Regions from separate parts of the Homo sapiens genome. Here region 1 is linked to region 2. Evidence: read pairs that join two places in POLR2A ChIA-PET (ENCODE). Cell type or tissue: PC-3. All regions are shown on one strand. Links, peaks and the distances in the headings refer to the core of each region. The heading gives the core; the rest is flanking DNA. Region 1 overlaps ABCC5 (ATP binding cassette subfamily C member 5). Region 2 overlaps ATP11B (ATPase phospholipid transporting 11B (putative)).

Region 1 (4,401 bases), core at 94-4,093, 1.1 Mb before region 2:
CCCACAGACAATGGGAGACCTTTAGCCATTTGAAGAGAGATGCCTTAATTCTCCCTGGGCCTTTGCTTTAGGGAAGAGAAGGGGAGGTAATGTTTGCCAAGTGTCTTCTGTGCACCAGGCATTTTTCTCATTTTTGATGTCTCATTTAGTCATCATTTAATCATAAGAATAGCATTTTTCTCATGTAAATCTAACTGGCCTGAGCAGAGGTTGAACCTGTGACTTGACCTCCTTGTTGCCACCAGGCAGTAAACCATTCAGTACTCGTGGACCATGTCAAAAACTATTTGTTCAACTATCAGACACTGTACTTAGTTTTATGAGGATACTGCCTTTCCTCAAGGTGCTCAGAGTCCAAAGAAGGAGACAGACACAGTATTAGGTTAAGTCACGGGGCCTGGATCACACAGTTAGCAAGTGCTAGTGAAGTTGGGATTTAGATAAAGACCCATCTGCCTCCAGAATCCATGCTCCGTCCACACTACCACTCTCCCTTCCTTCCTGGGGACACTTGAACTGGCACGGGGTTGTAAACAAGTGACCCTTTTGAAGTCATCTGTCTGTCCCTTGAAAACTTTCAACACCACTTTGAGAACTCTTTATCTTGCCTAAGGATACTCAGTTAATCATAGACTTGGTGTTCTACTTTTTTGTGGGATTGATGGTATAAATATTCCTCAGATTTTTGGAAATGTTTTGCATGCAACAGTGTCCATGGTTTTTATTGAAAATTAATTATGTATACACCCTGGAGAAAAATCATAATAAAATGATTTTTAAGAGTCCTGCCCTCTCTTCTGGCAAACAACAAAAACAAGTAAATAAAGAATATGGGTGGCCAGGCGTGGTGGCTCATGCCTGTAATCCCAGCACTTTGGGAGGCCGAGGTGGGTGGATCACTTGAGGCCAGGAGTTTGAGACGAGCGTGACCAACATGGCGAAACCCTGTCTCTACTAAAAATATAAAAATTAGCTGGGTGTAGTGGTGCATGCCTGTAACCCCAACAGGAGAATTGCTTGAACCCGGAAGCGGAAGCTGCAGTGAGCCAAGATCGCACCACTGTACTCCAGCCTGGTTGACAGAGCAAGACTCCATCTCAAAATAATAATAATAATAATAAAATGATTTTTAAAAGCCCTACCCTGTCTTCTAAAAAATGACAAAAACAAGTAAATGAAGAACATGGGTTAGCAGCAGAATAGGAAAGAGGCTGGGCCTAAGAATGACGGTGGGATACTGGAATGTGTGCGGCATATTTACTTTCCCCAAAGGGCTTCCATTCCTGTTATCTCAGGTGTCTCCACAGAAACCCATGAGATAGGCAGCTAATGAGTGAGAAAACAGGTAAGTGGCCTGCTGAGTCATCAGGGTGACAGTTCTGTATGGGTAGACTACAGTTAATGTGTTTTTCCTCAAGTCCTTAGCGATGAGTGGTTAGTAGTCTCTAAATGACCCTCCTCTCTGTGTGCCTTGTCCAGGGTAAACTGGTTGGAATCTGTGGCAGTGTGGGAAGTGGAAAAACCTCTCTCATTTCAGCCATTTTAGGCCAGGTAAGATTTTTGTTATTGTCCTTTTCTGCTGCTTTCTCTGGTTTGCAAGAGTCTCAGGAAAAACGAACAAATTTCCTGGAGAGTCAGGAAAGGTGGAAACAAATGAACCCTCAGCCTGCATTGTATGCCCCCAATCCCCCGCAGTTCCCCCCAGTTCTCCCCCTTCACAGCCTTCTGCCTGGAAGGAGGCCTGGTGGGCGCCTGATGGATGACTGACTGTTGTCCCAGCTGGAACCATTTGGTCTCATGCCTTCTTTCATTCAGCATGTATCTATTGAGTGCCACAGGTATGCCCGTGTATTGAAAATGTCAGAGATAAGAGATGAGCAGACACCCTACACTGCAGCGCTGCCAACAGAGTTAACCTGTAAAGAAGCAGGGCGGCCAGCACTCCCAGCCTCTCTGTCAGACAGGACTGTCAGGGTTTGATCTAGAAGCAAAGCCCCTCTGTTTTCTGCCTAATCCCTGAAAGAGTCATGCCCTTGGGGAGTTCATGGTCCAGTGGGGAGCAAGGCCTTGAGAACACAACAAGCACATCTCCAGGCAGGGAGTGAACAGCGTGCAGGGCCCAGCACACGGTGGCCAGTGCTGAGAGTGAGGGACAGGATGGGGCCGGAGTCATCCCACTGAGACACACTATCATTGCTGTGTTTTAGAATCAAACAATCCAGAAAAAAAAAAAAAACAAGGTGCCCACATGCTTTTACATTAGAATTAAATTAACTTGACTTAGATGGTTGAGATGAGCATAAACTTATGATTATCTCTACACCCTGATGGATAAGGTCCACTGAATTGAAATGAAACAGAGGGGGAGCAGGGGTGCTTTTGTAGCCCCCAGATTATGGAATGCTTTCTTGTCTTGTTTGGCATCAGCTGTCACAGTTGGTGAGTTGTGGTCCTCCTTGAGGGTGGTGGTGCCTGGGGCTGTCTGAGTCAGATCATGGCAGGCATCACCTCCACCTTCTGCTTTATGACACTCTCCAGTGGCTGGGCCCAGCCATTGGTCTTGTAAAAAGCACCAGACTTCCTAGGTGATTTATGATGACCAACCAGATTTGGAGGGCCAGTGAGGAGAGACAGAGATGGGGGGAGGGGGAGAAGGAAAGAAAAGGTCAATTCGTAAGTGCTGCTCTGCCATCTAGCAATGTGCTCCTTTTTCCAGGGTTGACTAGGCAGTGGTTAGGTTGAAAACCAAGTCAGGCTTTGCTTCTGGACAAATCCTGGCAACCCTGTCTCTGGCAGGGAAACGGGTTGGGCTGGTCAGCCCTGCTTTAACTGTAGTTTACATCTGTTGATAGCGCTGCAATGTGCGGTGTTTGTGCAGCAGCCAGAAGTGCCGGCTTTCCACAGTAGACCCCCTGGGGACTTCTGAACCCTTTGAAGTGCACATCAGAATGCTACCAGTTTGTGGTGTACGTAGGTACACCTGTGTGTGTACACGCTGTGTGAGGGTGTTTGAGAAGACCAGCTTATATGAACAAGTACTGCACAGGCTGGTTAGTGAAACTTTGCTTCAAAGCTGTAGCATCCCTAAACCAAGACAAATGTCTACTATCAGTCCCAAACAAAAGAAATCATGGAAGGGGGTAAAATGGATAAGTCAATTCATATCAAACCATTGCAACTGAACACAAACTTCAAAGCACATGGTTCATCACTGCTTGTGGGCAGGCAAGGTCCATCATTGGTAAATGGACACTGTGTATATATTATAAATACTAGGTGATGTCTAACCTGGACTTTTTTTTTCCCTTGGTCCTCATTTCATAGAAGCAACTGGTCTAGCCAGCATCCTAGGTAATTGCCTTGGATGAGTTGGCCTGCCCCCATGTTGAGGCAGGGATTAGCTGGAAACCCCTACAGCATCCTCTCCAGGAGAATTCTGCAAGAACCTCTTGCTTGTGCTTCTCCTAATTTAAACAGTTTGCACACAGCAAATGGGCTGCAGAGGGAAGTGTTTGCCTTCAAGTTATGGGTTATGCTGAGCTCCCATCACACATAAGCAAGGAGAACTTTGATTTTCTTTGCTGCTTAGCTCTCTTTGGAATTAAAGGTGGAATCTGGATTTGGGTCCAAAAAGCATCCCGGGAAATTACCAGAGCTAGATTCCATTGTGGAAGGTGGGGGTTCCGTTGGCATAGGGTGATGGTTTTGAGTTATGATGCCATTGGATGGTGTCTCTCTCCCTAGATGACGCTTCTAGAGGGCAGCATTGCAATCAGTGGAACCTTCGCTTATGTGGCCCAGCAGGCCTGGATCCTCAATGCTACTCTGAGAGACAACATCCTGTTTGGGAAGGAATATGATGAAGAAAGGCAAGGAATGTTTGGCTTCTGTCATGCTTTCCATCTTGGCCGCGTGAGATGCAAGGCAGCCCTAGTCAGCAGGCTCTGCTCCCGCCGTGTCCCTGACGCTGTCTCTTTGTGTCCTCCAGATACAACTCTGTGCTGAACAGCTGCTGCCTGAGGCCTGACCTGGCCATTCTTCCCAGCAGCGACCTGACGGAGGTACAGGCCTTCCGCCCCTGACCAGGCATTTAGCAGAGTGGCAGAGCTGGGCCAGAGCTGCTCCTGGGAGTGCAACTGAAATGCTTGGGAGAAGAGCCTCACAGGGAGTTAGGCTGTCATTAGGCCTTTGTGTTAGGAAAGCATGTGTCCATTAGGGCAGGGATGTTAACACTGCTTGTTTTAAGGTTGTAAGTATTTTCTGTGTCTTGGGGATTGTAAACAAAATCCCATTGTTGACTCAGAGTTGATGTTTTTTATTCTATCCAGATATTTTTAAAACTACAAGTAAGCGTGTGCATGTTGAGCATCTTCCTTGAACTTGATTTTGCCAACCTCCTTA
Region 2 (4,401 bases), core at 237-4,236:
ATATTTCATAAATATATCTTTTAGAGTTTTTTAAATCATAGAAATTTGCACTCACCAAAGCAAATTCATCTACATGAATTCTGGTTTTTTCTATTTCTCCACCTATACATTTAGGGAGAATTGATGACTCAGCTCCTTTAGCAAATAATAACTTCTCACCTAGAGACAAAAAAAATGAGTTATCAGACTCTTAATATTACATAAATAAAAATTCATGAAAGTTTAGATTGGTTACCTGAAGGTGCCTGAACAATTACACTCATTCTCCTACGATCTGAATCAAATTCCAGAATATGAAGCAGTTTGTACCTAAACAAAAGAAAGTAAGAAAGACAAAAACTTTACTTTTTTTAAAATAATATTAAGTGACTATATGGAAATAATCCATATATAAGATAAAATGGCTAATTGAGAACAAGAATTAATACCATTTTCATGATGATAGGTTACATGCCATTAATAACAAAACAGGGAAGAAATAGAAGAGACTGACATTGAGTAATTACCAAATGCCATGTATTTTACACACCTTATGTCATTTAATATCCATGAGAGGCCAAGAAAGTAGGTCTTATCTCATTTTTATAGATGAGGACTATTAACCTCAGAAAGATTAAGTAATTTGCCTAAAGTCAGGTAAGCTTGTGAGTGGCAGAGCAAGAACTGGAATCCAGATCTGCCCAGCTCCATGTTTTTCTGACTAAAAAAGGTAACTGATTCTCAACGCTTTTTTCTGTCCTAATACACCTGACAAACACAACACACATTAATATCAAAGGCTCATTATAGCAGTGACTGTGAACCTGGGTGTGTGTGTGCGGGGGTCCATTCCCTCGTGCCTCTCTAGGGAGCTGTAAAAGAATTTGTGTGGCTACATGAGGTGTGGCTTAAAGTCTTCCAGATGAATCTTACACAGTGATTTACATATGAAATCTTTACACATCTCCAAGAAAAACAGTGAGTTGAATAATGGTTTATAAGTTGATAAAATAAGCTAGACAGGCTCTCACATGAAAGTAGCCAAAGAATGGGCCCTATCTAGTATGGAAAAGCATAGTTTGGAAAAGCACAGCTGGAATTGACATATGATCAGAATTGCTAAAACCATGAAAGGAGTAAGTATATTAAGCATGAACTAATTTATCAAAGAATGGAAAAACTAGATATAGACAGCTGTTCCTTCATGTTTGAAAGATAAAAATCACAGGAAATACAAGGAAAGTTTTCTTTATTCAGTGAGAAGAACCTATAAAACTCACTACCCAGAAGCATCTAAAAATAAACATACAAGTAAATTCAAGAATCATTAAGTTAAAATATAGATGAAATATTCAAAGCATACTATTGTTATAACTATGATGAGATACAATATAATGTTAACATCATTCTAGAGCAGAGTTCAGTAACTTTTTCTGTAAAGGGCCAGAGAGTAAATATTTCAGGCTTTGCAGGCCATACATGGTCTCTGTTGCATATTTTACCTCTTTTTAAAACAACCCTTTAAAAATGTAATGTGGGCCAGGCACAGTGGATCACACCTGTAATCCCTGCATTTTGGGAGGCCAAGGTGGGTGGATCTCTTGAGGCTAGGAGTTTCAGACCAGCCTGGTCAACATTTCCACTAAAAATACAAAAATTAGCCAGGCATAGTGGCGCATGCCTGTAATCCCAGCTACCTGGGAGGCTGAGGCACAAGCATCACTTGAACCTGGGAGGTGGAGGCTGCAGTGAGCCAAGATTGTGCCACTGCACTCCAGCCTGGGTGACAGAGCAAGATTCTGTCTCAAAAAAAAAAAAAAAAAAAAAAGTAATGTGACTTGTGGGCTGTAGAAAAACAGAAAATATAGGCCACATTTGCCCTGTGAGCTACAGTTTACTGATCCTTATTCTATACTATATACACTTAACACAGAAAACATTCCAATATATGAAAAAAAATTACCGTTCCAGTTTTCCAAGAGTTTTAACCTCCATAGTTTCTTCAGAATTGCCAATAAACACAATACCAATCCTAGACATCAAAAGGATAAAAAAGTGAGACTTAAGAAATAATACTGCATATTTCACAATGTCACTATAGCTTAACTTGAATAAAAACATTTAAAATCAAAGTTCAAAATGCATTTAAAAATATTTCCTTTTAATATTACAACTTTGGTGCCAGGAGTGGTGGCTCATGCCTGTCATCCCAGCACTTCAGGAGGCCAAAGCGGGTTGATCACCTGAGGGTAGGAGTTCAAGACCAGTCTGGCTAACATGGCGAAACCCAATCTCTACTAAAAATACAAAAATTAGCCAGGTGTGGTGCCCTGTGCCTGTAGTCAGTCCCAGCTACTCAGGTGTCTGGGTCAGGAGAATGGCTTGAACCCCAGAGGCTGCATTGAGCTGAGATCACACCACTGCACTCCAGCCTGGGTGACAGAGTGAGATTCCATCTCAAAAAAAGAAAAAAAAATATATATATATTTTATATATATTCTTATATATTCTTTTTAATATATATTTTTATTTATATATGTTATATATAATAATTTTTATTTATTACTTACATATTTTTATAAAATGTATATAAAAATATATAAATATATATACACATACACAAACATATATATATACTTTTAAGGACTAGAAGGATTAGAAGGATCAGAGTAGGTGTAGTACAACATATGCACAAGCATTTTTAATAAATTCTATTACACAGATTTTTATAGTAATCAGATTTTCAAAGAGATCTTAAAAAAAGACTCAATGCAAGCTTGATAATAAAATGACTTCAAATTGTCATTTAAAATTTAAATTGTACTTCTATTTTTATGTATTTATATGAATTCTGACAACTTAAAATGACGAATTTATGTTTGAAAATTTTAAATGATGATTCTAATATTGTTACATTTATTTAAATGGTGTTTTTCCGAAGATTTGGAAATCAGACTAAATTACCTTGCAGCAGCTTCTACTAGAGCCTTTTCATCTGGTGAAGATGCATAGTACTCCAACTGCGATGGTGCCAGGTTGGATTGCCAGGGACCATCACCAGTGCAGTCAGTTTGAACATTGCTAATCTGTACAGTGTGACAGAGACTGACTGCTTTAAAGAAGAGATCATGTTCTTTAATCTGTAAAAATGTAATTAATATTCATGATAAAAATATCATTTCCACATACCATTTAGGAAACCAGAGGCAAAATTCTAAGATCTAGAACAAGAGTGCTACAACCTTGATTGCCTGAATAACAGTTGGTTGTTTCTGCCTTCAAAAAGTAAAATGTCACATTTGCTTAGGACCCTTCAACACGTGAGCATCTTTTTAGGAGGTACAACCACATTGCAAGTAGAGGGGAACACTTTTTTATAGAAGAAGTGAGGTCTCAAAAAGTATTAAATAAATTTAAGCTCTATTTTTCAAAGAAAGTCTTCTTCACTTCAAGGCAGTAAGGGCTTTTCTTAACTACGTTCCATTTAAATACTCAAAGAGCTAAGGCAGACACGTATTAAATAACAAGTTAAACTGGGCTGTAACAACAAATTCTTAGGATTATATTTTATATTGTTGAATCAAATATATGAATTTCAAATGTATATTCCTTGCTCTACTGACACAAACTTTTTTTCCTGCAACTCATCAACTACTGAAGAGAATTATTTCATATGAAACCCTTATTTATTAATTTAAAAATTACTTACTAGTTCAGTTTCATTTTCAGGACTGGTTCTGAAAGAGGAACTGGTTGTAAGATGGGATAAGTTGTTAAGATGGGATAAACTACTAAGATAAGATAAGTTTCCTTCTGAAGAGTCTGGTGTTGGTCCTTCGGGTACAAGTCTACCATTAATTTCTTGGTATTTCATGCCATTAATTGAACATTCCCGAAACTGCATCTCATTTTCTGTCAGTGTACCAGTTTTATCTGTAAACACGTACTCTACCTATAGAGATAGAAAACAAAAGAAAATAAACCTTTGTGTTCATGGTCCTATGTTAAACAAGAAAAAAATCTCTGTCCTCGCTCTCCTGAAGTCCAGTTTATCTATTAATATTGATATATGGATGCTGAGATTCTTATAATCCAAGCACAATTAAATAAATATAGATGCCAAGGAAAGAAAACAGGGTAACACAAAATAGTTTAAAGCTACATAGATTTTGAAGTTTGTGGCATCTTTACGTACATGTTTATCTGTAGAATTGACGAGAATTTGGTATTAATGCTTCTTTTCTTTTTCTTGGCTAAGGTATTTTAAGTAGTAGGACTCTAAGAATTATCTCTAAAGCAGGGTGGAAAGGATGCTTAATAATGTAGAATGGGAAAGGGTATCCGAGTGAGGAGAAATAGTGCAGAGCTAGGAATAGGAATACACAGTGATAGTGACAGCAACACAAGAAGTTAGAGGTGCGA

The links. Peaks named below come from ENCODE experiments on the same cell type or tissue, not always from the same donor. Only the 100,000 strongest peaks of a DNase experiment are listed, where the experiment ranks them.
Region 1: POLR2A ChIA-PET joins it to region 2 with 5 read pairs; 2 of 35 experiments call an interaction of 5 or more read pairs at or near these places.

What each region holds. Positions count from the first base shown.
Region 1 is chr3:183,964,845-183,969,245 of GRCh38, reverse strand. It overlaps ABCC5 (ATP binding cassette subfamily C member 5), which reads left to right. Exons shown (of 30, transcript NM_005688.4): 12 at 1,480-1,551; 13 at 3,745-3,869; 14 at 3,989-4,061. Among named protein-coding and RNA genes, the nearest start is that of ABCC5-AS1, 39 kb to the left of the region's middle. In PC-3, for the core only: no CTCF peak of the experiment used is centred there; a DNase peak (open chromatin) is centred at 2,565; H3K27ac peaks cover 1,772 bases.
Region 2 is chr3:182,864,986-182,869,386 of GRCh38, reverse strand. ATP11B (ATPase phospholipid transporting 11B (putative)) reads right to left here. Exons shown (of 30, transcript NM_014616.3): 13 at 3,689-3,931; 14 at 2,944-3,119; 15 at 1,943-2,011; 16 at 236-309; 17 at 56-159. Among named protein-coding and RNA genes, the nearest start is that of ATP11B, 74 kb to the right of the region's middle. In PC-3, for the core only: no CTCF peak of the experiment used is centred there; no DNase peak of the experiment used is centred there.